2 separate regions of the Mus musculus genome follow, and region 2 is linked to region 1. Evidence: chromatin loops called from intact Hi-C (ENCODE). Cell type or tissue: heart. All regions are shown on one strand. Links, peaks and the distances in the headings refer to the core of each region. The heading gives the core; the rest is flanking DNA.

The links. Peaks named below come from ENCODE experiments on the same cell type or tissue, not always from the same donor. Only the 100,000 strongest peaks of a DNase experiment are listed, where the experiment ranks them.
Region 2: it touches region 1 in a loop (2.7-fold over the local background); 15 of 42 quality-filtered maps call a loop at or near these places.

The regions. Positions count from the first base shown.
Region 1 is chr15:6,559,340-6,574,726 of GRCm38, forward strand. It overlaps a transcript of Fyb not described here. Among named protein-coding and RNA genes, the nearest start is that of Fyb, 13 kb to the right of the region's middle. In heart, for the core only: a CTCF peak has its summit at 6,716 (motif pointing right); DNase peaks (open chromatin) are centred at 5,762, 5,992 and 10,002; H3K4me3 peaks cover 595 bases; H3K27ac peaks cover 1,667 bases.
Region 2 is chr15:6,496,648-6,512,034 of GRCm38, forward strand. C9 (complement component 9) reads left to right here. Exons shown (of 11, transcript NM_013485.3): 10 at 304-532; 11 at 1,785-2,178. The coding sequence ends at 525. Among named protein-coding and RNA genes, the nearest start is that of C9, 59 kb to the left of the region's middle. In heart, for the core only: a CTCF peak has its summit at 4,431; a DNase peak (open chromatin) is centred at 4,414.

The sequences.
Region 1 (15,387 bases), core at 3,117-11,116:
ACGAGTTCTGCCAAATGTGAAATGTAAATCTGTGACAAACTGTTGACACTGCTCTGCCCCTGCTTGCACAGCTGTGGGTGACAGCTGCATCAAATCAGCTCAGAGAGATTTATTTTTGAAATGTATGCTGACCCCAGTTTAGGCCCAAAGGAGGAAAAATGTCATCTTTGTTCATTTCTCAAGAAAACTATTAGAATTCTACATCGACTACAAAGGAGAAAAAGTTGTTCCTTGGGGTTTTCGCTGTATTTCCCTACTTAAAGGCACCATCTTGCCTTTATTCTCAGTCATAAGATGAATAAGGAATTTATCACTCTCTGAGTCACACGAGTTCTTTTTCTTACAAGGAGTTTAAATTGAATATTGAGCTTATAATTATCAAATGTGCAATTCTGTGATTGCCTTTTGGGATATGGAGAACTGTAGAGTCTAGAGGGATGGATGGCTCAGTGGTTAAGAGCACATACTGCTCTTGCAGAGGACCTGGGTTCAGTCTCAGTGCTTATACTGGGTAGTTCACAACTGCCTATAACTTGAGAAGATCTAAAGCTTTTAGCTCCCATGGACAGCAGCACTCATGTGCACATGCTTACACACATGCACGTGTGCACACACACCATAAAAACAAATTTTAAAAAGAATTGTAAACCCCTCCTCACAATACCGTTAGAGTCGGACTTTAAGTCCCATGACGCAGGAGGACATGACTTGAATGGAAATGATTGATAGATACCTATTTTATACATATTAATCAGCTACGATTTATGAATGTGTCTCCTTGACAAAAGCTAAGTCTTTTAAATATTAATAATATTCTAATTATGCTTGGATTTTTAAAAACTACATTTACTTGTTTGTTTATTTTGGGTGTGTGTACAAGTGCCATGGCTTACCTGTAAAAGTCAGAGAACCTGTTGGAGTTGGTTCTTTCTTTCTACCTTGTTGGTCCTGAGATGAACCTCAGGGTACCAAGCTCAGCACCCAGTGCCCTTATCCTCTGAACCATCTTACTAGTTCACTGACAATATTTTAATAAAGAAACAGGCTGGGTATGAGGAGTGACTTTTTCTCAGACTCCTTACGGCTCCACACAAAATCACAGTAGCTGTCACGGCACCGGTGTGAAATGTAGTGAGTTTAGGAGCAAAGGCTAAATGCTGTCCACAGCCCTGGAAATAAGGTGGTTTATGTGAAGATCGACCACAGGCAGCAGGAAACCTCATGCATCCTGGAAAGCTATAGATTCGCATCAACTAGAGAAGGGCCAGAGCATCACAGCTCCAAATAAAGTCCCAAGATGATTGGAAATTTCCCACTCCCTCTCCAGCAATCCATGAGGTTCGGAATGCTTATACAATAATGCCAAGGGGTCACTCGTCTTCTGGATTCTCACTCTTGAGAATGTTCAGTGGGATTTTCCAGATACTATATAACCATCTGAAAAAGCAAATACGATATCCTTCCACGTCCCAAAAGCATATCTGTGTGAGGCCGTGTCTTCAAATATGTCGTCCAAAACAATGTCACAACCGATTAAATGCTGAGTAAATACGAGGACGCAGCTGCTTTCTGTCATAGCAGACATTAAAGACACTTGCAGACCACATGACAAATCCACGCCTCCTAATAGAGTGTATATTGGGGAAATACCGTTTTCATAAAAGTGATAGTCTTATTACTATTTAATGATGTCTTATTCTAAATGGATTACTAAAAAATAGAAGTGCTCTCAATGATTACCATATCATTAAAAGTTCTTCAGGGTCCTCCAGTGAGTTCTAAGTATCCAGTGAGTCCACAGAGCTTACAATCAAGGCTCTAGAATATGGAATGTACAAACATAAGGGAAATAGCCTCCTAGACAACACTTAACTGAAGAAGGGAAGAAGCGGAGGGGACGGTTGGTCAGATGGTCAAGCGTTCTTAGAGACATTCCCATGTTTTCATAGCCCCATCAGCTAATTATTCTTTTCACAGCCACAACTAAGACGTACTTTTATCCCCCCATAAACAAAACCACTCATTTGCTCAAACAAAGATTTGCTAGCACTTTCCAGTTGCATACAAACTCTTTTGTTTCACAAAATAGTCACTTCAGGATCCTGTGTTCACAAGAGTTTTAAATGAGGATTTAATTTTAATTGGAGAAGATGGCTGGAACTATTGGCAGCCTGGGCTGAGGCTGTAGTAAAAGCACATGGATATCACACATACACACACACACACACACACACACACACATATATATATTATACACACACACGTATTTGTGGGTCATTCCAAGAATAATGAGTAGCCTACTGCCTAAGTCATCTGTCTCACATTCCTAGAAGCCTGTTGTTTTTTTTATTTTCATATGACTTATATTTGGGGGTTAATGATACCAGTAAAACTTACATCAAATCAATGGTTTAAATATAACAAAGCAAATGGTTTTGGTTTTAGTTTGTTTGCTCGTTTTCAAGGTCTAGGGGTGGAACATGAGGCCTTGTCTATGCCAATAAAGACATCTACCCATTGAGTTACAGCTTTAGCCACTACAGTGTTCATATTGATCAAGGAAGACTACTAAAGAGAATGGAAGTTTCATGCATGCACGCATATGTCCTTTAAACAGATATTAGTCTGCCTACTTCTTCCAGTAACCCTTATACCCTTACCTACCCAGAGAGAGAGAGAGAGAGAGAGAGAGAGAGAGAGAGAAAGGGAGGGGGAAGGGAGAAGAGGGGGGAGGAGGAGGGGGAGGAGGAGTAGGGGGGAGGAGGAGGAGGAAGGAAAAGATCACTGTTCTTCATTATTCTATAGTAATCCTTTTCCCAAGAGCCCAGAGCCACACACTTGAACAATATAGCCTTCTCCTGTATCCCTATAGACTCTGTCCTGTCTGAGGCAGGTTTGCCATTACTCCTCAAGTCTCATCACCATTGTCAAACTCTACCCAACCTTATCTAGACTCCCCTCCAAGGCTTCACACACAGGCTAATGCCAAGGTGGCCTAGTGGTCAAACCCCAACTAAAGAAGGAGCATCTGAGATGAGCTAAGTCCGTGGGAATTTAGACTTCTCTGTTTCAGTTCCCCGGACCTCTGTGAAAAGAAGAATACTCCCTGTAGCTATTTACCTCGTGGCACAGAAGAATTTTGAAAATACTTCGTCTCTGGTCACTTCCTTATTCACATTTTCCCCCATCCCACCAAACACTACACATCTCTCAAGTAGTATTTCAGGCTCCGCCATCTTGAAATGATTTCTCGTGACCACTCTTCCTCAAGGCTTAAAATATCTTGTGCTGTAATAGACACAGCACTATGCATTTGGGTTTTTTTTTTCCCATATAACCTTGAACTTGAATCATTTCCCCTGCAGTTCCTCTTTGGCATATAAAACAATATGTCCTGGGGTTCAAAGGTGAATAAGTTGTGAGTAATATTTCTCATGTTTCTCTATAAGATAGCTGTACTTGGTTATATTGAGAGCATTGCAGAAATATCATATCTAAAAACACCTAAGTCTGGTGATGTAAGATTAAAATGTGTGGGGTTTTTGTATTCAGGAGAACCTCAGCTTTGGAGCTCTGCTTCCTCTTCCTTCAATTCGGGGGGTGGGGGGGGTGACTCGGGGAGGGGGAAGACTCACAGAGCATTGCTACAGGTGACAGTGTCTCCAGCTGGTATTTATCTATTTATTTGTTTACTTACTTATTTAGTGTATGAGTATTTTTTTCTGCATGTATGCCCAGGCACCATGGGCATACATTGTCTATGGAGGACCAAAGACGGTGTCAAAGGACCTGAAACTTGAGTAACAGACAATTGTGAGCCACCATGTGGGTGCTGGGAATTGAACCTGGGTTCTCTGGAAAAACAGCCAGTGCTCTTAACCACTGAGCCATCTCAACAGCTCCTTGGTCTTTCTAATATAAAAGAAAGTCAAAGAAAGACAAAGAAAGACCAAGTGCTCAAAGAAAGTCAAACTTCAATCATCATTATTCCGGGGGCCTATTTGCTGCCATTACTTGCCACAGACTATCACGACTTTCCTGGGGTTCCTCTGTGCTCACTACCTACAAAACTCAGGCTTGCTCATCATGATGGTGTGTCCAGGATCCAAGTTCTGGAAGATAGAGATGTTATTTCTCCAGGAAAAAGGTTATCTCTTGATGCTTCTCCCCTTCATCTGGCCACTGACTTGGGGGAGATGCATTTACATGTGTGTGATCTGACATACATGCTCTTACAGCTCATGCAATCCATGGTTTCCAGTTTCCATGTGGATTTTTCAAGGTCATAATTGAGGTCAGTCTGTAGACTTCAGGAGAAGCAATGCCATGAAGGATAAGCCAGGAGGAGAATTTCGAAGGCTCATCACATCATGACTTGCAAAGCCAATGCCAGCTGAGGTCAGGCAGGTGACTTTCATGACGGGACCAAGTAGAGCAAGCCATGCCAGCTCTCTAGACCACTAATGGGATTAGACTCTCACAGGCAGCCAGACGTCTGTCTGAATGTGAAAATGCCCAGTCTACATTTCCCTTTTCAATGTTATTGTTGTTCTGTTTCTGTTTTTTTTTTAGTTCAAATTTACAGAAAAGCTTAAACAATAATTCCTGAAATCCTTCATTCTCATCATTTAAATTCATTCAGATTTTTAACATTTTGACGCATCACACGTGTTTATATAAATACTTCATAAACCACCTGAGTACATAAACTATGTAAAATGGAATAACTAGTTCTTAAATTTTTCAGTATGCATCTCTTACAAAATGATTATCAAGCCTACAAACCATAACAGTTGTATATTATTGATGGCTCATCTTGAAATTTCTTCATCTTGGTCCAAATTATTTTGGAATCCTTGTTTTTATTCCAAATCAAAGGTCTAATAAAGATTAAAACCTTGCTTTGGTTATGTGCTGTTGGCATAAATGTCCCCTGATGCTTTAAATACACACTTGAAATTTTTATACATGTATACAATGTATCTTGATCATATTCACCCTTTTTCTGCACCCAGGACTTTTCAGCACATCTCCTTCTCATTTCCAGGTGCTCATTTTCTAGTTATTAATTAATTGATTAATTAACTGAGCCCACAGAGTGCAATTAGTACTGCCAGTGTGCACATGAGTGTTAGGTCACCCACTGGAGCATGGGGGACCTGCTGTGGCCATACTCCTCAAAGCAAGATGATGCTCCTCCCTCAGCAGCCATCAACTACCAATAACTTGTCAACTGGGACAGGACAAGATTTAATGAATCAGGACATAACGATATTACCACGTGATAATATCGTTAGGAGGCGAGTGTGAGAGAATAATGTGACCTGAGCTTACATACAGATGTGCAGGAGTCCAGGTGAAGTTACGGGGAAGGCAGGAATTGAGAGAAGTGGGTGCTGTGTGCGACTATAGATGTCTTCCAAGTTAATAAAACAGTGTCACTTGCCACTGAGGGTTTGGAATATGGAATATTAAAGCACTTACCTAGAGTAAGTCTATAGGTTCAATACCCAGAACTCAAGAAAGTTTTAAAAAAATGTCTTTTTTTTTTTTTTTTTTAACCCTAAGGGTTGGAAACCCAATGAAATGCTTTAAGCAAATGTGATTCGTTTATCACAGAGAGATCGTGACAGGCCTACGGGGAAAGGATCCTATTTGAAGAAAAGCAGTACTGTAAGAGGCTGTGTTAGTGCCAGACAGGAAGACTAGAGGCAGTGCTCGGTGGGGGAGGGGAGGGCGAAATTCCAAAGATACTTGGGAGGCTGAGAGACAGGGACACGCTGACAGGAGGTAAGACTGTGAGTCAGAAAAAGGAGTCTAAAACAGATTGCCAACTCATGTGTCTCATGTCCGGTCGGCCGGACAGCCAGAGAACATTGACCGGTGTGTGTTCACTGGATCGGAAAGACAGGGACCAGGGAGCGTGAGGATAAGAGGTTAACAAGAAACACAGTGAGCAGTCAGGGGTAGGGTGCAAGCCAGATGGGGCCTCTCCAGGCACTCCAGCCCTATAGGGAACTTGCTATCCAAATCAAAGGGGTGGAGCCAGAAGGAAGGGGAGGAAACATTGCGGTTTTGCTGAAAGTCTTCCCTGTGTTCTCAGCTGACCTTGAGGCTTTCCTTTCCCCACTTTAAAAAAAAAAAAATCTGGTCAAGACATTCATCAAGAATGAAGAAACTGTGACTATTCTCGAATCTTCTATTTTAAACATTTAATCTTTTTTTTAATTTTCCTTATATTTTTCTATCAAATACTGATGTCATCAAATTGTACTTTTTGTGCAAAGAAAAACTCTAGATAAACCAAGTTAAACCATTCGTGTGGGAGGTCATAATTAGATATCAAATCCTTCCGTGTCTCCCCCCCCCCATTCCTATTCAAATTCATAGCCTCTTTTATTTTCACTGTTGCTACTTAGATATATTTCTAAATTCATAAATACAACCCGCTCGATCTGTATAATGGTACTCATATGTACATTCTTCTGCGCTGACATTTGTTATTGCCAGCCAGTCCGTGTGCATTTCCCTGGGAAAGAGTATCTCTCCTGGATTCAGCATTCCTTAGTCGCCTTTATGTCTTAATGTAGGGTTGAGACCTCATCACTATTTTTTTTTTTTTTTTTTTTTGTCCATGTTGATTCTGTTGTTGTTGTTAATATTTGGATATCTATGTACCTCAACTGTGTGCAGTACCCATGGAGAACAGAAGAGGGCACCACAATCCACGGGAACTGGGGGTCCAGCAGATGCTGAGCCACTGTTTGGGTACCCAGGTCCTCGGGATAAACAACCAGTGTCCTTAAGCAGTAAGCACTGTCTCCAGCCCTGGCCCTGTAGGTTTTTTAAAGTCTTATTCTCCAATGTAACTATGTCTCTAGGATCTTTAGAAGCTCAGAGATGGAAACTAACTCCGCCAGAGAGTTTTTTAAAAGAAAAGAGAAATGAGACGAATAATGTCGAGGTTTTTTTAAAAAGGACAAAATACAGAAGAGAAAAGCCACTGCCGTTTGGGGGGGGGTTCTTTGTTTGTTTGTTTGTTTTTGTTTTTTGGGTTTTTTTGTTGGTGGTGAGTTTTTTGTTTGTTTGGGGGTTTTGTTTGGGGGTTTTGTTTTGTTTGTTTGTTGTTTGTTGTTTTTGTTTTTGTTTGGTTTTTCGAGACAGGGTTTCTCTGTGTAGCCTTGGCTGTCCTGGAACTCACTTTGTAGACCAGGCTGGCCTCGAACACAGAAATCCACCTGCCTCTGCCTCCCAAGTGCTGGGATTAAAGGCATGTGCCACCATGCCCGGCTTGTTTTTGTTTTTGTTTTTGTTTTTCACACATTACATAGGAGCCAGTCCTGCACGGTATGGCTTGTGATGTTTCTCTCTGCGTGCAGAAGTCTTGAGGTAAGGAAGAAGAAGTGGCCACAAAAGCCAAAGGGAATCAGCAGACTTCACATTGTCTCCCCATTCCTACAGAACCCACTCCCCTCTCCATCCCCCGTGGGTCTGGGCACCATGCAGCCTAACGCCGCAGACTGTAAGCTCAGTGGAGGGAGGGATGTCTTTTTTGGATGAGCTGTGGTCGGGACATATTCGGTTCACAAAGCTCTTGACCATCACGAAGGCATCTCGAACTTTCCCTGAGACATCCATTCATTTGAACTTCACCTACTCCACGTCAGTTTTGGTGGTGGAAGGGCGTGACCCTGCTGCCAAATTCACTCCTTTGCTGAACAGCCAGAAGGGAGCCCCAGAGCTATCAAACTGCACTTAGATCCCTGTCACGAAGGAAGCTGTTAGGACTGTGTTGAAGGCAGACTCTTGGCCAAATGAGTTTCATTCCCAAACAGGCTTTAAAGGCCAGAAGAACTAACATAGCCACCAACACCAGATCACCATATTTGAAACAGGACTGCCTTGGGCGTCGGTTTCAGGTTGGTCACTATTTTTTTTAAAGACCCAGAATATTAAATATTATTTTTCAATTGAGTTGGAGTGTTTTAATTGCTAAAATGAAGCAACAATAATAGTAAGTTCTCCATCTAATGTGGAAACAGAGAAGCAAGCATGTGGACAACAACGGATGTGAGCAGTTATCATTTTCCTGGTCCAGTGGAACGGGGTCTGATTTCTCAACCTGAGCGAGGGTGGGCTGAGTTAGAGGAATTTGCAGAGGTAGTGAAGGAGGGCTCTGATACCCCACACACTCATTTGATCCTCCCAGGCCCTGCCCCGCTCTACACTGACTCGTCTTTCCTTGTGTTGTGCCCTAGAGCAGCGCAGGATGGGGGATAGCAGCTTGGGCTTGGCATCCGTACCCACAAAGTTAGAGACGTGATTTTATTTCTATTTAACTGTTCAGGTTTTCCTGTGATTTACCAAAGCTTTTACTGGGAAGTAAGCACGAGAATAATGAAAACATTATCTATCAGTTTCTTCTTAAAATTATGTTGTGTGTGTGTGTGTGTGTGTGTGTGTGTGTGTGTGTGTGTGTGTGAAAGAGAGAGAGAGACAGAGAGACAGAGAGACAGAGAGATCACTTGAGCACATTCACAGTACCTTTTATCTTATTTGCAACATGGTCTCTTCTCCATCCAGCACTCTATACACCACTCACTCACTATACAGCAGGACTACAAGCTTCCTAACTTGCAACATGGTTGCTGCCACAGGGCTTTATCTGAGTTCCTATGATTCAAAGTTAATTCCTCATGCTTGCATGATAAGCACTTTCCCCAGTGAGGCCTTTCCGCCAGCCTAGCAGGTTTCTTTTAGGACATAATGAAAGCAATTCTTTCCAACTCTTCCGTTAACACTATCTCCAGAAGGATTCAAGGTGACAAAAGAAAAAAGAAAAAAAATGCACTCTTTATGATGTGTCTTCTTGCCTCTAGATCAGTGGTTCTCAACCGGTGAGTCGCAACCCCACATATCAGATAGCCTTCGTATCAGTTAATTATATCATGATTCATAACAGTAACAAGATTACAGCTATGAAATTGCAATGAAAATAATTTTATGATCAGGAGTTACCATACTATGAGGACCTGTACTCAAGGGTTGCAGCATTAGGAGAGCTGAAAAACCACTGCTGCAGTTGGAGGAACAAATGTCAAGGCAATATGTTATCCTGAAAGTATAGGGAAGGCGCTCTGCCTTTGCCATATCTACTACACAAACAAAAAACCCAACATTCTCAGACTGCTCTATCCTAGAAGATGTCAAAACACCCACCAAAAGGATGTGGGGGTAAAGACCCTCACAGGAACCCTATGGAAGGATGGGCTTCAGCCCCAAGCCTCTACTTTCAGTTTCCTTAGGGAGGAAAAAGAGGCATCCTGATTGACAGCTGGTGAGGGATGCAGAGGGAGGAGCTGAGGTTCATAGTAACTTCTTTTGTTTGTCCATTTCACAGCCCTTATCAAAATATAGGAATCTCTTGTTCTGAGAGCTGTCTGAAGTAGGTCACTGGCAGGAGAGCGCGAGTCAGTTAGTGTTCACTCATCTATGAAGGCAGATCTTCCTGGGAGGACAGTGGGAGGCTCTAGTATGACATCTACAAGGTCTACTTGCCTGGTTCGCTTTGCTGGGCTGGGGATAGTACTTGGCTTACAAAGGTGGTCTTTCATGTTATGAAGGAAGGAAGAAATTAAGTAAAACTTGCTAAAATCCTAGCTGTTGTTTCTTAACACAAATTGTTGTCTTGTCCTTTGCTTTCCCCCAGAGTTTGAAGGAGAGTCTCACAAAAACATTAGAAGTGAGTCCATGGGGCTCTCCAGCACATATGCCACCCACACGCACATCCCTTCATCTCTAGACCACAAGCAGACTTAGGCCCCAAGTATTGCACACACTGGGTGAGGGGACTTTCCCAATCAAGATCATAGCAACTTGGCCTCCACAGCAAGGTGACAGCTCCGGGTATACAGAGAGATCTTGGAACCAAAGTCCTCACAAGTTACTTCCCTTGTACATAATCGTGGCTGCTAGAACTCTGGCTTTGCTCTTTTGCATATCACATGCTTGGTGGGAATGAGAGCAGAAGTACACGGGCTGAATAGACACTTTTTAGTTCCCGTCTTTTCCCCCTTCTTGCTCAATATCCTGAGGCCATAATTGAACTGTTTTTGTGCATGTAAGCCTGGCACAGGGAGAAAGAGGCAGCTCATTCCACCATCCCCCTACACATAGCCCCGACAGGCATCAGAATATGCCACCATTCTTGGAGTTTGCGTGCAGGACAGATACAGCAGCTAAAGCAAGGGGATACAAGTCACGGGCCCCAGGAAGATGCACTAAATGAGCCTCTCCATCTTTCTACATCTTCTGCAGCGACCAGGTAACAGCTATGCCCAAGGTCTCTTCTTTCACATCCATGTACAGATTGTTTTTACAGTAGGGGATGATGAGACCTCCAAATCCTGGCAGGACAGACTGCAGCTGGGGAAGTGGACGAAAGGCGCATGCCCCGTTGGAAAGCAGCAGAGGAGACAGATATCAGATGCTAAATCTCAGCCTCATCTCAGCCAACGCAGCCAGGGACCTGTCTACCAGTTGCGTTTGCAGGCCTCTGTGCCCTGCAGCCTCTGGTCTTGCACGTGCTTCTGGTCCAGAGGCACTACCCTACTGCCTGCAGAGCTGGGCACCAGCAACTTGCCTCATTCTGGCTCTTAACAAATGTGGGTTTGCCCTCATGATGGGGATTGGGAAGCGCTGCGTTCAGTCTCATTCAGACTTTAAGCTATGGCAGGGCATAGGGTTTCTGTGAGATTCCCACAGTGACAAAGAAAAGAGGCCATATCCCCAGTGGCCCTCGTTCTCCAAACAGGCCCTGGCAACATGGATAGATGATGACAAACAGCTATAAGTCAGACAAGGAAGACTTTTGAGAGGGATCAGTAACTACACATTTGAGTTGCAAGCTTTGCTCCTCTTCTATGCACTGCTGTGCGCTGCTTTTGAAGAGTGTAAGACTGTTTTTTTCCTCTTTCATTTACTATATTTATATTGAAGTCATTAAAAGGGAATGGACCTTGAACTCTACCTCCTATCTTCTGTGTAACTCTGAGAGAGCCATATAATGTTTCTAAGCTTCCTTCTTTACAAGTGGCTATAATAGTAGTACTGGCCTCAAACATTGGTTGTGGGGATAAAGTTGTATATTAAATACTAATGCATAACACTACATTATTGGTACTTGCTATGTGAAATATATTGGCACCGGGTACAGACTAATTCATATAGAGAACCAAAAGAGTGTGCAGTCCCATAAGCAAAGTCATAACTAGATATAGCCTTTCTCTTCCTGCTAGGAGGGGAACTTACTGAACAGATATATATACACCAATGTGTGTGTGTGTGTGTGTGTGTGTGTGTGTGTGTGTAAGATCAGACACAGACTGCAGTGAGTCCTAATGTCCCAAGAAGCTAGCAACAAACAACAAGAGGTGAAGGGGCAAGAGATGAAGCTATTCTCTTCAACCCAATCCCATCCTTAAAACCCTCTACTCAGGCAATCACTAATAGCCAAGAGCTTGTAGCTTGGGAACACTGTGAGAAAAGCTGGTCTCCTATTTCAAAACAGGGGAGAAAGGCTGGGAAAGACTCATTTCCACAGATTCAATTCTACATCCCTGTCATTTCCATCTCTTTAACACCCATTGGGGTCTAATTCCCTTCCCCCCTTCTTCCCTCCCTTCTCCATTTCCCGGTAGAGTAGTATCTGGGGAAATGCCGGGAGTGATTATACTGCCATCTAGTGGCCCACAGACTAAGTTCACCAGGTGGCTGGGACGTTCTCAGCAGCTTGGATGCTCAGTTTGTAGCTTCCCACTTGGCATCTCAAGTTATCAACGCAGGGCAGTCCCGGGATGCGCCAGAGCTATGAATTTGTCTGAAGTCGTGCTGGGGGCTGCCTTTGAAGAAATGTTACTAAGAACATAGTGGAAGTAAACTGTGTGTCGTTAGAAGGTTTGGGCTCTCTGACTCCTGAGGTTGTAGCTTCAACATGAAAATGTAAGCTTGGTATATATTCAACCATGTGCCAGCTGTGAGCGGTGGGTAAATGAATGAAGTCTCTGTGCCTTGGTTTCTTTATCTGTAAAATGAGCATTGAGCTAAGAATTTATTAAGTGACACCCAAAATTTTCCTGGGCCAGCATAGGTTATCTGTGATCCGACAGCTGATGGCAATACAGCTACCAATGTCACAGTAAGCAGTGCAGTGTATAAGCAAGATAAAGGCCCAGAGTGGGGTCCCATGGGTCATCCAGACAGACCCCTTACCCTGCTTCTTGCTTGTAAAAAATGTGGGGCATTGAATTGTCCAGTGTTTAAGGCTCTGTCTCTTTCTCAGACACTGTGACTCTATGCTAGGGTCACCATTAAACTGGTTTAGCCATAAGGCCCAGTTTGACACATTTTCTTCTTATTAAAGCTTGGGGCTGAGCCTTTGTTTAACTACTGTGCAGTTGCTGGGAGTGAGCAGAGGGGTCAGAATGGCCTCTGCATTAACCAGAACAGTCACGGATGTGTCCAGACAGAGGTGAGAAGGCAACAGAAGCTGTCGAATCCAAAAGGCATTTTCCCGTTAGGAAGTAGTCTGGCGGTTCTCTGGTGATGTGGAAAGCTTCAGGCTGACCCTGTTTGCATGGCTCTGCTAACCAATCGAGTTCCACAAGCAGAAAACCAGGCAAGTTATGGGGCTATCTATCTATAAGCTCAGCATATTATACTTTGTGTAGCGGTTTGTCTTCAGTGTCAACCTGATGGGATTCAGAGTCACCATGGAAACATGTCTAGGACAGGGTTGTCTGATTAGGTCAATTAACCAAAACTCAAATGGGACTGTTCTATGGGCTGGGTTCTCAGATCAGTAAAAGGGTGTGGGGCTGAACTGAGCACAGCATCCTGACTGGAGATGTGATATGATCAGATACCTCATGCCCCTGCCACACCGTATCTTCTTAGTCCCGATGAACTATCTATATCTTCAACAACTTTAAACCAAAATAAAATGTTCCTTCTTCCCATAAGTTGCTTTTTTTCTTCAGGTAGTTTGTTGCAGCAACAATGCTGTTAACTGACTCACTCAGATAATCACCTGCCGGGACATGTATCCTAGGATTAGGTCAGAACAACTTATGACCTTGCTTGAGCAGGATAAATATGACCAAGGCTTCTCTGTTCTAATCACCAGCTGGATGCTCCCCAGGGGTGAGGGTGAGGGAGCCACAAACATTACCCTGTGATGTAATCATATGAAGAGCCCTTTCTACTTTTCTCTCTAAACTTCGTCCATGTAGGCACTTGAACCCGCACAGAAATCTAACACAAGGTGTTTCATATGAAGCTACGTGTTTTAGTTCCTAGTGACTTCTGTTACAAAGTACCATCAACTGTGGCTTGTAACAACAGAAGGAAGTCTTAAATCAGGGCATTGGACCTAGCCAATCTCCAATGGCTCTCTCCCTCAAGAGGCTTTCTTGAAAGAGAATGTTCTTTCTCATTTTATCCCACCAGACCATTGAGGTCCTCTTGCTCACGTGCCTTCTAAAAGCAGTGGTTTATATAGACACCACACTTTTTTTTTATTTTAAAGAATTATTTATTTACTTTATGTATATAAGTACACTGTCGCTGTCTTCAGAAACACCAGAAGAGGGCATCAGATCCCATTACAGAGGGTTGTGAGTTACCTTGTGGTTGCTGAGAATTGAACTCGGGACTCCTGGAAGAGCAGTCAGTGCTCAGAGCAATCAAGTGATCACGTCATTGAAAGCTGACACTAAATACTGCATCCTTCAAGGTTCAGAGAGGGGATGGATGAGGTGGGGTTTGGAAGGTAGGAGATGAATCAGAGGAGCCTTCCCTGTCACACTCCAGAGAGTAATCGTTCAAAAGACTACATGCTTCTGTCCTGGGACCCTCCAGACCCTTCACTTAATGTCTGGTTTTTTACTTTTCTCAGAACTCTGAATATTGAATAGCAGCTGCTACCGGTCTCCGTTTGTCACCATCTGGGCAGGTCTCTTGTCTCGGATCTTTTCACACCCTGGGAAGGAAGCCTCTAGAAAACCCCACAGATGCCCCCATCCCTCTAGCTCCCCATAGTCTTTGAATTTTTAGGGTTTTTCTCGGGTGATAAAAATGACTCCATGCCTGGGAACATGTGTGGGTGTGCTCATGGCTGTGGGGAGCAATCCAGAAGCTGAGGAGGTGGGAGGGCAGAGCCTCTTTCCTCCATATTGAGGAGATTCTCCGTCAACAGGACTTGTTTATGTTTTCAGCACAGTGAATCTTCTGCTGCTGTGTTGAGAGGGCCACCACAAGAAAGAGCAACTGAAAGTAAGACAATTGGAAGGACCAGGAAAAATGGAAGAATTTGTCCTGCATTATACAACAAACAATAATCTCCCAAGAATCAAATCAGCAACAAATAACACATGTGTGAAAACCTTTCATAATTATCTATAAGCTACAAACTTGGAAATGTAAATTCTTCAAAGATAATCTTTAATTTCATATACTTTGATAATGAAAGCTAAAGGATGTAGACTAAATTTGCTCTAATATATATCATCCTTTTGTTTACACACAGACACACACACAAATAGAAAAGCAAAAGAAGCAATTTTAAGATTGTTTATTGTTCTCTCTAGTCTATAGAATCCACACCATCATCCTCTGCGTGCTCCACATCCCATCTCTATTCACATCAAAATCTTAAAAACTAATAGCATGAAAGATATCAGAAGCACATGGAAAGTTATGTTTTATTCCTCCACTTTTCTATGCACAAGACTTTGGGAGTCATGACAAACTAAAAATGGTGTGCAGAAGTATTTGATAGAATAGCATTATTCGTGGTCTGCCAGTTCCAATTTGGAGAATTCTAGAGATTTCCAAGCTCCTAATCTTCAAGGAAGGGCACAAAAATCCTACTGATTGATATACCATGAGAATGCAAGGCATTTGGGAGCTGTGTAGCCAGAATCTGGACTTTTAATAGGTCACCAAATGCTCTTGCTTCCTCTCCCTCCATTTACACGGTAGAAACAAGGAGAAGGTTTGGGTAACAGAACATCATAGCATTGAGCAGCATTAGAGCCAATGCTATGACATAATACCCACAGGAATTCTCTGCCTACTATGCTGTATGCTAGCCAACCTACCCGCAGGAAAGCAGGCAAGCACACACAGCCTCAGGAGAGCGCACAGCTGCCAGGTGTATTATTCAGGGGACATTTTTTACCTCAGAGTGTAAGCCATAAGGGAAAGGGCATTGCTGCCTGGTGGGATATCACAAAAGTATCTCCTCTCATATGTCAAAAAGAGTGACAGCATTATTAAAGCTGTCAATGAGGCTTCTGTCAATAAATCTTCCCACCAATGCCCTGCCCT
Region 2 (15,387 bases), core at 1-8,000, 66 kb before region 1:
GATGTGAGCCCATTCTCCCTTAAAAGAATTGCAAATAGAATCTTCCACTTTAGGCTTCTTGCTGGCTTGATGATATGGTTGAAACATATGCCTCCCTCATTCTTTTTTTCACTTTTAAATGTAACCTCCATGATAGCATGCATCAAGACTACTTTTCATCACTAGCGTACCCTCAAAGGTTAACATCATATTGAGCAATAAGTTTCTCTACACAAATGAACTAATGTTGTCAGTGATTGAGTGAAGGGTGTCTTACAAGTTCTGCAGAAAAAGACATAAGATTGAATATTTTCTTTCTTGCAGATGTCCCCTATATATAATCTCATTCCTTTGAAAATAAAAGATGCATACATAAAGAAGCAAAATTTGGAAAAGGCTGTTGAAGACTATATAGATGAATTCAGTACTAAAAGGTGCTACCCATGTCTAAATGGAGGTACTATAATTCTTCTGGATGGGCAGTGCCTGTGCTCCTGCCCAATGATGTTTAGGGGAATGGCCTGCGAAATCCATCAAAAAATATAGCCTTCAGGTGAGATGAACTGATTTTGATATTACTGAGGACAAGAATATCCATCTCATGGTTAGTTAATATGAAAATGAGCTCTTAAGCTACTTTTTAAAAAGATCTATTTATTTTATGTATATGAGTACACTGTGGCTGTACAGATGGTTGTGAGCCTTCATGTAGTTCTTGGGAAATGAACTTAGGACCTCTGCTTGCTCTGGTCAACCTGGCATGCTCTGGTCAACCCCACTCACTCTGGTCAGCCTCGCTCTTTCAGTCCCTGCTCACTCTGATCCAAAGATTCATTTATTACTATAAATAAATACACTGTTGCTGTCTTCAGACATACAAGAAGAGGGAGTCAGATCTCATTATGGGTGTTTATGAGCCACCATGTGGTTGCTGGGATTTGAAGTCAGGACCTTTGGGAGAGCAATCAGTGCTCTGACCAGCTGAGTCATCTCACCAGCCCTTTTGTAATTAAAAGATTTGTTTATTATTTTATATAAGTACACTGTAGCTGTCTTCAGACACACCAGAAGAGGGCATCAGATCTCGTGACGGATAGTTGTGAGCCAGCATGTGGTTGCTGAGATTTGAACTCAGGACCTTCACAATTAAATTACTTTTTAAAGAACTCTCATGCTATATCACATAAAGTCTAAATATATTACTATTTTTTGAGTAGTGAATGTTAACAAATTAGCCCTCATGTTCTCTCTATATTATTTAAACAGATAGATAGATAGATAGATAGATAGATAGATAGATAGATAGATAGATAGATAGATAGATAGATAGACAGATAGATATCAAGTTGTGGTTAATGTATTACTCTCTCTCTCTCTCCCTCTCCCTTTCTTTTGTGCTTGCATTGCTTCCTTCCTTCCTTTCCTTTCTTCTTTCAGTCTCCTGGGTATTGTAATTTATAGACAGGATACAGACGTTCAATCCTGAACCCAAGTCAATTACCATCTCTAGTGAAAGCTTTCTAATTTCCCTAGGAATTAATTCTCTGCTTAAGCATTTCCCTTCAGTTTCCCTTGATGATTGCAGCATACAGTACCTTGACCCTCCCAACACCACGTGAACAATATCTTCTTCTAGTTTAAAGATGTGCTTCACCCTTATGTCTTAAACATCACTGTAGCTCGGCTGCCTGGACACTGGACTGCATCACAACAGATAATAGCGGAGGGACATATGCATGAGTTTAGGGGCCCCAAGTTGAAGCCCTATTCAACATTAAGATTTGACATCCTTTTGTTTTCTACAGGAAACAAAGCAAACCCTGGTTCACATGGAAGGGGGAAAAAAAAAGGACAAAAAAAAAAAATCCCAGGACTTTCCAACTTAGCATCTTACCCTGGAGCTAATCCGCACTGCCAAGTGGAAAGCAGCTTGTTTCATGGAAATCCTACCAACCTCTGATGCTGTCTGTTTTAATCTACAGTGCCTTTCTCCCCTCTTTAATGCCTATAATGCTTCCATTTTTTCATTCCCTAATGAAGAGTCAGCAGTGAGATATGCCCGGGCTGCCTTTTCCCACAGGCAATGCCAATCTCCCGCTAATAAAACAAAATTAAATTAAAAACAGAATGTTGTGCTAAAAGGCTTCAAGTCACCGCCAAGCTGCATTGTAGGATTAATATATTCCACCCGTCCCATTACCAAGTCTGTACCATGTAATTTAGCTCCTATTTACGTAGTTGTTTCATTTGCTTGTTCGTTTATATGTGTATGCGCTCATTTGGAAGATGCCGAACACCTACCACATGCCCAGGGTTCAGCTCCTGTGAGGCTTTGATGCCAACTTAACTCTTAAGTGTCTGGGAGGAAGGGCTGCAGTATGTGAAGCAAAAATCTAGGTTAAGTTAAATCTTATGAAATGACCTCTGTTTTGCGCAAACTCCAGCAATTTCCTACAATTGTTTTGAGTTGACTTCTGAGCTGTGTAAGGTAAGGTTGCTCACCAAAGGAGCTGATTAAAAGTGGCTCCAGTCTTCCCATTAGATGATAGTAAGGTCTAAGATGTGCCTCTCTCTCTCTCTCTCTCTCTCTCTCTCTGTGTGTGTGTGTGTGTGTGTGTGTGTGTGTGTGTGTGTGTGTATGAGAGAGAGAGACAGAGACAGAAACAGAGACAGAGAGAGAAGATTGATGGAGGGAGGAGGGGAGTGGAAGAGAGAGAGAGAAATTGAGCATACATGTGCACCACACACACACACACACACACACACACACACACGTAGAGGGCAGGAAACAACCTTGGTTCTGATCTTTGCATTCCACCTAAGACAGGGTCTTTTGCTGTTGCTTTTATTTGTGTTTTATTGCACACAGCAGACTAGCTGTTCCTTGAGTTTCAGGGGACTCTTCTGTCTCTGACCCCATTTCTCCATAAGAGCTCTGGGGTTGTAGAGACTCCCAGCAGGTGTCTAGCTTTTAGTGGGCTCCAGGGGCTCCCTCTCAAGTCCCTGTACATGGAAAGTGCTTTTATACACTGAGCAATCTCTCCAGCCCTGAGAACTTTTGGTTTTTTGAAAAGTTCTAAAAGAAAGAAAAAGTAAGAAATGGGGCAAAGCGAGAATAGAAAGAAAGAGGAAAGAGAAGGAAATAGAAAAGAAGAGAATAGAGAAATGGGGGGGGGTCAAAATACTAAAAGAAAAATGCAAACTCAAAATTAGCTATTGTATAATTAAATATAAATATCACATAGCATGCCAATTTCAATGCTAGTCTTATGATTAAGTATTTCATACATCTATACATTTAGATATCTTTCAGTTCACAAATAATTCTCAGAACTGCATGTGATTACTGAGTGCATAAATTATTTACAGGCAAATTTCTAAATTACTTCTCCAAACTTTTAACAGAAAACAAAAATGTTGCTGGCTATGAGATGGGTTGTAATACAGAATGTTAAGTTTGATGTGGGAGACAATACTCAAAGTAATGACTCCTTGGGACTTAAATTTGTCCAGTGAGCTCAAAAGAAATCCCATATTTTGTACCCAAACACTGTATTAATCAGAAAGAATTGGGATTTGTTGAATATGCATAAATTCTGAACTCCATTCTTGATCCACTATTGAGAGGTTTTGATAGGGGAGCCTATAGAGAGACAGGCAAAGCTAGAGTAACTATTAAGAACTATTTTCATGGGCTGGCGAGATGGCTCTCTGGGTAAAAGCACTGACTGCTCTTCTGAAGGTCCTGAGTTCAAATTCTAGCAACCACGTGGTGGCTCACAACCACCTGTAATGAGATCTGACGCCCTCTACTCTCTACTGGTGCGTCTGAAGTCAGCTACAGTGTAGTTATGTGTAATAATAAATAAACCTTTGGGCTGGAGTGACCGGAGCAAGCAGGGCAGATCGGAGAGAGCAGAGGTCCTAGAAATTCAATTCCCAACAACCACATGAAGGTTCACAATCATCTGTACAGCTACAGTGTACTCACATACATAAAATAAATAGATAAATATTTTTTTTAAAAAAAGAATTATTTTCATGATTCTGAGTTGCAAATGTCAAACAAAGAATGTGAGGATGAACTGTCTGCTACCTCGGTCACCAGAGTTGATTCTTGAACTGGCTGGGCTGTGGGGGGTGTCCCTCCCCTCCCTCATGGTTCCATGTGTGTCCCTCTGAAGCATGGTTGAAAAAACAAGGACCTTCTCCAAATAGAGGAGGACTGGTCCTCAGACAAGGGTAAGAGTAGCTACACTCCCCTGCTAGAGCCTCCTAACAAGCTCTCAAATGTCAAGCAGAAAAGAACAGAAACTTGATCAGACCTCCTAGAGTCGGCTTACTCATTTGTCATAGTCCAGAAAGGGATGGATGGTAACTATGGAGATGGTCTAGGTCATTACATTTCAGTCACAGGCAAAGTATTTTTCCAGCAGGGTGCACTCTTGAGACATCACACACAACCCAATAGTGACCAGTACAAAAAAGGAAGTCTCTAACTCTAATGGAGAGAGGACAGCTAGATAGGAGGGGTGATAATGATCTACTGAGCAAGAGACAGTCTACGTACTTGTTTGTTTGGGAAAACCAGGTGTACCTTTGTCCATGCAGTGAGTGCAGTGCCTCATCCCATGTGCCCTCGGAAGGGTACAGCATCATTCTGTGAAAGACACGTGTGAGGATAACTGCCCTCTGATGTTCAAACTGCACATTAAAAACTGAACCACTATAGAAAGAGGCCATTCTCAAAAGGATTCCAGTATTTTTAGATGAGTAACTGTGTTTCCTGGGTCTTGGTGGGCTGAGGAAGGGCCAGAGCCTTCCAGGTTGTTACAAGTTGCCCTTTTCACACATGGGCTGCTTGTTCATTTCTTATCACTGACAATTAAACCTGTTGACTCTCAGTATAAATCTATCTGGGTTTTGGAACGTATTGTCACCCAACTTCACACCATTGTCTGTCCCCCACAGCCATTTAACTACAAGAGACCCAACAATGGCAGCTCCTGAGTGTATCCTAAACAGTTACATATGAGAGAGAGCCTAAAATGGTGGATCAAACATATGTTTAAATTTGTTAGGTTTTTTTTTTTTTTTTAGATATTTTCTTTTTTGTTTGTTTGTTTTGTTTTTAGTAGATATTTTCTTCATTTACATTTCAAATGCTATCCTGAAAGTCCCTATACCCTCCCCCCTCCCTTCCCTGCTCCCCAGCCCACCCACTCCCACTTCCTGGCCCTGGCATTCCCCTGTACTGGGACATATGATCTTCTCAAGACCAAGGGCCTCTCCTCCCATTGATGGCCACCTGAGCCATCCTCTGCTACCTATGCAACTAGAGACACAGATCTGGGGAGTACTGGTTAGTTCATATTGTTGATCCTCCTATACGGTTGCCAACCCCTTTAGCTTCTTGGGTAACACAGAAAGAGAACTTCAGACCAAATTCCCTTATGAATATTGATGCAAAAATACTCAATAAAATTCTTGCTAACCAAATCCAAGAACATATCAAAACGATCACCCATCATGATCAAGTAGGCTTCATTCCAGGGATGCAGGCATTGTTTAATATATGGAAATCCATCAACGTAATCCACTATATAAACAAACTCAAAGACAAAAACCACATGATCATCTCATTAGATGCTGAGAAAGCATTTGACAAAAATCCAACACCCATTCATAAGAGTATTGGAAAGATCAGGAATTCAAGGCCCATACCTAAACATAATAAAAGCAATATACTGCAAACCAGTAGCCAACATCAAACTAAATGGAGAGAAACTTGAAGAAATCCCACTAAATTCAGGGACTAGACAAGGATGCCCACTTTCTCCCTACCTATTTAATATAGTACTTGAAGTCCTAGCCAGAGCAATTAGAAAAAAAGGAGCTCAAGGGGATAAAATTGAAAAGGAAGTAGATATTTTCTTTATTTACATTTCAAATGTTTTCCCCTTTCCAGGTCTTCCCTTTGGGAACCCCCTATCCCACTCCCTCTTCCCCTGCCTCTATGAGAATGCTCCCGCACCCACATACCCACTCCTGTCCTCCCGCCCTGGCATTACCATACACTGGGGCATCAAACAGTCTCTGGCCCAAGGCCTCTCCTCCCACTGATGATCAACAAGGCCATCTTCTGCCACATAAGTGGCCAGCGCGTGGGTCATTCCATGTGTATTCTTTATTGGTGGTAGTTTCCAGGAGCTGGGGTGGGTGGGGGGGTGGCGTCTGGCCAGTTGACACTGTTGCTCCCTCCATAAGGCCCCCCTCAGCTCCTTCAGTCCCTTCTCCAACTCCTCCATTGGGAACCACTATGCTCAGTCCAATGGTTGGCTGCAAGCTTCCACCTCTGTATTTGCCAGGCTCTGGCAAAGTCTTTTCAGAGACAACCATATCAAGTTTCCATCAGCAAGCACTTCCCAGCATCCACAATAGCATCCAGGTTTGGTGGCTGGATATAGGATGGATCCCCAAGTAGGGCAGTCTCTGGATGGCCTTTTCTTTAATCTCTGCTCCACACGTTGTCTCCATATTTCCTCCTGTATTTTGTTACCCCTTCTAAGAAGGACCGAAGCATTCATATTTTGGTCTTCCTTCTTCTTAGGCTTCATATGGTCTTTGAATTGAATCTTTGGTATTGCGAACTTTTGAGCTAATATCCACTTATCAGTGAGTACATACCATGTTTGTTCCTTTGTGACTGAGTCATCTCACTCAGGATGATATCCTCAACTTCCATACATCTGCCCTCGAATTTCATGAAGTCGTTGTTTTTAATAGCTAAGTAGTACTCCATTGTGTAAATGTACCACATTTTCTGTATCCGTTCCTCTGTTGAGGGACATCTAGGTTGTTTCCAGCTTCTGGCTATTATAAATAAGGCTGCTATGAACATAGTGGAACATGTATCCTTATTACAAATTGGAGCATCTACTGGGTATATGCCTAGGAGTGGTATAGCTGGATCTTCCAGTAGTACTATGTCCAATTTTCTGAGGAACCACCAGACTGATTTCCAGAGTGGTTGTACCAGCTTGCAGTCCCACCAGCAATGGAGGAGTGTTCCTCTTTCTCCACATCCTTGCCAGCATCTGCTGTCACCTGAGTTTTTCATCTTAGCCATTCTGACTGGTGTGAGATGGAATCTCAGGGTTGTTTTAGTTTGCATTTCCCTCAAGACTAAGGATGTTAAACATTTCTTTAGGTGTTTCTCAGCCATTCGGTATTCCTCAGTTGTGAATTTGTTGTTTAGCTCTGTACCCCATTTTTAAATAGGGTTATTTGGTTCTCTGAAGTCTAACTTCTTGAGTTCTTTGTATATATTGGATATTAACCCTCTATCAGATGTAAGATTGGTAAAGATCTTTTCCCAATCTGTTGGTTGCTGTTTTGTCCTATTGACAGTGTCCTTAGCCTTACAGAAGCTTTGCAATTTTAAAAGGTCCCATTTGTCAATTCTTTATTTAATTTATTTTATTTAAGTTTTATTGCATTATGATGAGAAAAGATACATAATTTTAATTTATCTGAATTTGTTAACATTTAAAAACATATTTTGAGTAAATAGACTTACATCATATTCTTTTTTCCCTTTCCTACCCCAACTCCTCCCGGAGGACACCCCCCCCCCGAAAACATGCAATACCGATCGTTTTTAATCATATTCTTTAAAATTTATAAAATATTGTAACAATAAAAATGAATATTATAAAAGTTGTTTTATATAAAACAACAATTAATTGGATAGTCTTATGTAGATGCTTATCTGCAGCAATACTGAAAATACATACGTTTTTCTCAATATAAATTTTAAATAACCCCCAAAATATTAACTGTATATTTTAAAATAATACATCACTATTCGTTTTTTTTAATGAACATAAATAGATAAAATCTTTTTGTTTGTTTGTTTTGCTTTGCTTTTAGTAGAGCTTAAAATTTTGGCTCTTACTGTGGTACAAACCCAAAATAAGAACAATTTTTGAACATTGGAGTTCATTGTAATAAGGCTGTACTACAGTGTCCCTCACATCACCAAAGGATTTTACCTCCATAGTAGATAAGCTAAGAGTTGACAGTTCTGCTGCACCAAGGAATGAATTTTAGGCACAATTATTTGGATATAGATTTCCTGCTATGGTCAAAGCTATTTGACTTGAGTAATTGTCGTCATTCTCAGCCCACCGGGAACAGGTTACATTCATTTAAGGAATGGTGTGTGTATTAAGATGGTCTATTCATGAAGTCATTCATCAACTGTTTCAATGAACAATGGTTCTGCTTAGAGAGTGGCACAGACATTAGGTAAGGGTAAGATTCTGGTTCATTGATGATTTTGAAAAGCATTCATCTCAGAATAAGAGTAACTTATAAAGTCCTCTTCTTCAAAATTGATATAATAATTATAAATATCAAGCAAAGCCTTTAGTCTCACTCTTTGTTGTTCTCTTACAAGCCACCTTCCAAATTAATTGTCTACATTTCTTGTGGCTGTATAAATAATTTTGAAATATGTAAGCTGTTCTGAAAACCATAATATAGTGTAAAAACATCAAATACACAATCCTACTAATAGAGAGGCTGAGATAGAAGAAGCATGATTTCAAGACCATTATGTGGCACACAGCAAGACCCTGTCATGTACAAACAATCAGAAGGTGTATATGGATTGTACAATATTGAACCTATTACTCCCATTACCAAATTAGAGAGACCACAGAATGACAGCTGACAAATTTCTAATTCCTCTTATTTTTGAATTTCAATCCATTAGGATATGTTGTTAATATTAATTTTCATATTAAGAGATATAAATGAAAAGTGATTGTTACTTCCTGTTAATTTTCTTGTTAGAGGTGGAATTATGTTTGTGTGAGTTTGTTGAAAGATTACTTTCTTGATTCTTCTAGGGTGTAGTTTCACTCTTTGTGTTTTCCATCTATTATCCTTTGTAGGGCTGGATTTGTGGAAAGAGGTTGTGTAAATTTGGTTTTGTCATGGAATATTTTGTTTTCTCTGTCTATAGTGATTGAGAGTTTTGCTGGGTATAGTAGCCTGGGCTGGCATTTGTGTTCTCTTAGGGTCTGTATGACATCTGCCCAGGATCTTCTAGCTTTCATAGTCTCTGGTAAGAAGTCTGCTGTAATTCTGATAGGTCTGCCTTTATATGTTACTTGACCATTTTCCCTTACTGCTTTTAAAATGCTTTCTTTGCTTAGTGCATTCGGTGTTTTGATTATAATGTAACATGAGGAATTTCTTTTCCTGTCCAGTCTATTTGGAGTTCTGTAGACTTTTTGTATGTTCATGGGCATCTCTTTCTTTAGGGTAGGGAAGTTTTCTTCTATAATTTTAATGAAGATATTTACTGGCCCTTTAAGTTGGGAATCTTCACTCTCTTCTCTACCTATTATCCTTAGGTTTGGTCTTCTCACTGTGTCCTGAATTTCCTGGATGTTTTGGGTTAGGAGCTTTTTGTTTTCTGTGTTTTCTTTCACTGTTGTGTCAATGTTTTCTATGGTATCTTCTGCACCTGGGATTCTCTCTTCCATCTCTTGTATTCTGTTGGTGGTGCTTACATCTATGGTTCCTGATCTCTTTCCTAGGTTTTCTAACTCCAGGGTTGTCTCCCTTTGTGATTTCTTTATTGTTTCTAGATCCATTTTTTAGATCCTGAATGGTTTTGTTCCTTTCCTTCACCCATTTGATTTTATTTTCCTATAACTCTTTAAGGGGATTTTGTGTTTCCTCTTTAAGGGTTTCTAGCTGTTTACATATGTTCTCCTGTATTTCTTTAAGGGAGTTATTTATGTCCTTCTTAATGTCATCATCATGAGAAGTGATTTTAGATCTGAATCTTGCTTTTCCATGTGTTGGGATATCCAGAACTTGCTTTGGTGGAAGAATTGGGTTCTGATGATGCCAAGTAATCTTGATTTCTGTTGCTTATGTTCTTATACTTGCCTCCTGGTATGTCTGACTGGAGCCTGTTCTTCTGTGATCTTGGTTGTGTCAGAACTCCTCCTAGTCAAGCTGTCTCTGTGATCCTGTGATTCTGGGATCCTGGGATCCTGGGATCCCGGGATCCTGAGATCCTGGGTATGTCCAAGCTCCTGGGAGTCAAGCTGCCTTTGGGACCTTGAGATCCTGGTGTGACCAAGCTCCTGAGATCCTGTGATCCTGTGATCCTAGGTGTGTTAGAGCTCCTGGGAGTAGCACCTCTGGGTGTTGTGGGGCTGGCTGCAGAGTTTACACCCAAGGTCTGCTCAGGGTGCCAGCCCAGACAGACCAGAAGAACCCATGCCACTGGTCTGGTAGAGTTCCTAAGAAACTGGGTCCCGCCAGTCCAAGTTATTCCAGGTGTTGGGACAGATGTTGTGTCCTCACCTCGGATCCTCTGATCCTGAATGTGTTGGAGTGCCTGGGAGTGGAGCTGAGTGTTGGGAGAGGGGGGAGACATTCATCAATTCTTGATCTTAGAGCATAAGCTATTAGTGTTCGGGAACTTTTCCCCTGTACCCATGTGTTCGAGACTTTCCCCCACTTTCGCTTCTATTTGATTCAGTATATCTGGTTTCACGTGGGGGTCCTTGATCCACTTGGACTTGAGCTTTGTACAGAGAGATAAAAATGGATCAATTTGCATTCTTCAACCAGTTGAACCAGCACCATTTGTTGAAAAGGCTGTCTTTTTTCCACTGGATTGTTTTAGGTCCTTGTTAAAAATCAAGTGACCATAGGTGTGTGGATTCTTTTCTGGTTCTTCAATTATATTCTATTGATCTACCTGTCTGTCACTGTACCAATACCATGAAGTTTTTAATCACTATTGCTCTGTAGGACAGCTTGAGGTCAAGTATGCTGATTTCCCCAGAAGTTCTTTTATTGTTGAGACTAGTTTTCTCTATCCTGGGTTTTCTGTTATTCCAAATGAATTTGATAATTGCTCTTTCTAACTCTATGAAGAATTGAGTTGGAATTTTGATGGGGATTGCATTGAATCTGTAGATTGCTTTCAGCAAGATGGCCATTTTTACTATGTTAATCCTGTCAATCCACGAGCATGGGAGATCTTTCCATCTTCTGAGGTCTTCTTCGATTTCTTTCTTCAGAGACTTGAAGTTCTTATCATACAGATCTTTCATGTGTTTGGTTAGAGTCACACAAAGATACTTTATATTGTTTGTGACTATTGTGAAGGCAGTCATTTCCCTAATTTCTTTCTCAGCCTGTTTATTCTTTGAGAATAGGAAGGCTATTGATTTGTTTGAATTAATTTTATATCTGACCACTTTGCTGAAATTGTTTATCAGCTGTAGGTGTTCCCTGGTGGAGTTTTTAGGGTTACTTAAGTATACTATCATATCATCTGCAAATAGTGATATTTTGACTTCTTCCTTTCTAGTTTGTGTCCCTTTGACCTCCTTTTGTTGTCTAATTGCTCTAGCTAGAACTTCAAGTACTATATTAAATAGGTAGAGAGAGAGAGAGAGGGCAGCCTTGTCTAGTCCCTGATTTTAGTGTGATTGCTTCAAGTTTCTCTCCCTTTAGTTTGATATTGGCTACTGGTTCCCTGTATATTGCTTTTACTATGTTTAGGTGTGGGTCTTGAATTCCTGAAGTTTCCAAGACTTTTTTAACATGAAGGAATATTGAATTTTGTCAAATGCCTTTTCAGCATCTAATAAAATGACCATGTGGTTTTTTTTCTTTTTGAGTTTGTTTATGTAGTGGATTACATTGATGGATTTCCATATACTGAACAAACCTTCCATCCCTGGGATGAAGCCTACTTGATCATGGTGAGTGATAAATTTGGTTTGTTTTTTTTTTAATGAAAATTACAGGATAGTTAACATCTCTCCACTTCTCCCGCTCCTTTTCCCTCAACCCTAATCTTATACCACGTACATACAATCATGCTAAGAACAACAACATGCTCTAAGAGAAAGCAATAGTGTGGCTGTTTCACAATGGAAAAGTTACTGAATATGCCTGAGCCCTAAATATGCTCAGGAATAATAATACATCCTTCATAGAATCGATGTGCAAATTCACTGAGTTCACTCACTTAAGAACTTCGCACCTTGTGGTAAGGCGGCCTACAGTAATGGTTGCTATTGTCATCATACAAGGCTACTGGTCAAAATCCTTATAAATGTAGCATCTGTAACATTAGACAAACAAGAAGATTCAAATCTGAAAAATTGGGGAAACAGTGCATGGCAGAACACCTGAGTAGATTTGCTCTAAACAACAGGTTCAGTGACATTTGTTGTTGTTGCTTTGAAGACTGTCTTAGTCTCTTTTGGCTAAACAAATGCTAAACAACAGCTTACAGCCATAGAGATGTGTTTCTTGCCTGTGTAGAGGCTTGTGACAAGATGGAGATACCAGCAGATCCCATGGCTAGTGAAAGCCAGCTGTGCTTCCTCTGATGATAGAAGGAGGAAGTAAGCTTCCTCAGCCCCATTTGTGATGCTTCTAGTCCATCTCACAGACTCTGCTCTTGTGACCTCACTGTATCCCAGCATCGCCACCTCTCAATACCTTCGCAGGCAGGATTAGGTCTCTTCTCATGAATTTGGGGCAAACAAGCATTCATAAGAAATAGTTGTTTGTTTTTTAAAATATTATTGTGTCCAAATACAGATAGCATTCTGATTACTCTTTTGGCTATGCATGAGGACACATATCTGCAATCCTAAAAGGATTATAGAAAGAGGGAACACACATTTTCGGGCAGCCTTTGTCTAAAAACAAAAAGGATTTTAGATATGAGGAAACAAATTTTTAAATTTTATTTTAAGTATTTATAAGAGTTCAGTTCAATGCCATTAAGGAATTTACACCAATGTGCAACATCCCCTGAACTTTTTTTTTTTTTTTCAACTCAAATGGAAGCCCTGTACCTGTTAAGCAATTACTCCAGTCGTCATTTCTGGTTCCTCCTCTTCTATTTTCTGTCTCTAGGAATTTGCCTATGTTAGGCATCACTTATGAATGGGACAACAGAACATTTGTTCTTTTGTGTGTGGCTTATTTCACTTAGCATAACGTGTCAAAGTTCACCTCTGCTGTAGCATATGTCAGCAGGTAACTACTTTGCTTTGCTTTTGTGACAGTTTCATGTAGCCAGTGCTTACCTTGAATTTCTGATCTGACTCCCCAAACCCCTCTGCCTTTACCACCTACACACTATGACTATAGACCCGTGTCACAACACTCAGTCTCATGATTGTATTTTGGGTGAGATAATATGATGCCTATATACGTTATTTCTCCATTCCTTCATGATGGACACCTGGATTTCTTTCATATTTGAATAATATTCCCCTGGAATTGAGTGTGTAATTATCTCATTAAACCTCTCCTTCTGACTCCAGTCTTAGAGGCTGGGATATAGCTCATTTGGTAACGTTCTTATCCAGCATGAAGGAGACCCTGAGCCCGAGCCCCAGCACTTCGTAAAACCATGTGTGACTGCATGCACCTGCCAAATCAGGAGTAGACTCCAAGGTTATCTTCAGCTGTGTAATGAGCGTGGTACCTGTCTCCAAAACCTAAGGAAGCAAATGATGCCTTTGTGTACATCCAGAACCAGAAGTACTGTCGCTAGGTCATATGTTGATTGAGGAGCACATAGTCTTTTCCATCACAGTTGTAGCTTACAGTCTTGGTAATAATGTAATGTGAAATGAAAAAAAAAATTCATGTTACAGTCTTGGTAACATCTGTTTCAATTTCTCACTATCTTACCAATACTTGGTAGCTTTCACTCTTTTTAAATAGACATTCTCATGAATATAAAGTATTATCTCAAGGTAATATTAATTTGAATTTTCCTAATATTAGGGATATTGACTATCTTTCATGTGCATTTCTCTGCCTTTACCACCTACACACTATGACTATAGACCCTGTGCCAATATCTCCGAGGCTTCTCCCCACTTTCTCCTCTATAAGTTTCAGTGTCTCTGATTTTATGTGGAGCTCCTTGATCCACTTAGATTTGACCTTAGTATAAGGAGATAGGAATGGATCAATTCGCATTCTTCTACATAATAACCACCAGTTTTGCTAGCACCATTTGTTGAAAATGCTGTCTTTTTTCCACTGGATGGTTTTACCTCCCTTGTCGAAGATCAAGTGACCATAGGTGTGTGGGTTCATTTCTGGGTCTTCATTTCTATTCCATTGGTCTACTTTTCTGTCGTTATACCAGTACCATGCAGTTTTTATCACAATTGCTCTGTAGAAAAGCTTTAGGTCAGGCATGGTGATTCCACCAGAGGTTCTTTTATACTTGAGAAGAGTTTTTGCTATCCTAGGTTTTTTGTTATTCCAGATGAATTTGAAGATTGTTCTTTCTAATTCGTTGAAGAATTGAGTTGGAATTTTGATGGGGATTGGATTGAATCTGTAGATTGCTTTTGGCAAGATAGCATTTTTACAATGTTGATCCTGCCAATCCATGAGCATGGGAGATCTTTCCATCTTCTGAGATCTTCTTTAATTTCTTTCTTCAGAGACTTGAAGTTCTTATCATACAGATCTTTCACTTCCTTAGTTAGAGTCACGCCAAGGTATTTTATAATATTTGTGACTATTGAGAAGGGTGTTGTTTCCCTAATTTCTTTCTCAGCTTGTTTATTCTTTGTGTAGAGAAAGGTCATTGACTTTTTTGAGTTAATTTTATATCCAGCTACTTCACCAAAGCTGTTTATCAGGTTTAGGAGTTCTCTGGTGGAATTTTTAGGGTCACTTATATATACTATCATGTCATCTGCAAAATGTGATATTTTGACTTCTTCTTTTCCAATTTGTATCCCCTTGATCTACTTTTGTTGTCGAATTGCTCTGGCTAGGACTTCAAGTACAATGTTGAATAGGTAGGGAGAAAGTGGGCAGCCTTGTCTAGTCCCTGATTTTAGTGGGATTGCTTCCAACTTCTCACCATTTACTTTGATGTTGGCTACTGGTTTGCTGTAGATTGCTTTTATCATGTTTAGGTATGGGCCTTGAATTCCTGATCTTTCCATTTGGATTTTGTCAAATGCTTTCTCCGCATCTAACGAGATGATCATGTGGTTTTTGTCTTTGAGTTTGTTTATATAATGGACTACATTGATGGATTTTCGTATATTAAACCATCCCTGCATCGCTGGAATAAAACCTACTTGGTCAGGTGCTACGCTCTCTGGTCGAGTCAACTGGACAAGCCGAGAGGCTTAAAAGTCACTCATGAGGCAAAAGAGTTTCAAGGAAGTTCTCCTCCTGGAGTCTAGCGTTCCCTACCCATACAGTAATTTTTCATTCCCGGGTTCCATTCCCACATTAGTCTAGTGTATGGATCCACGTGCTCTCTTTCAATATTTTCCTGTCATAAGTGCCTTTTAAGAT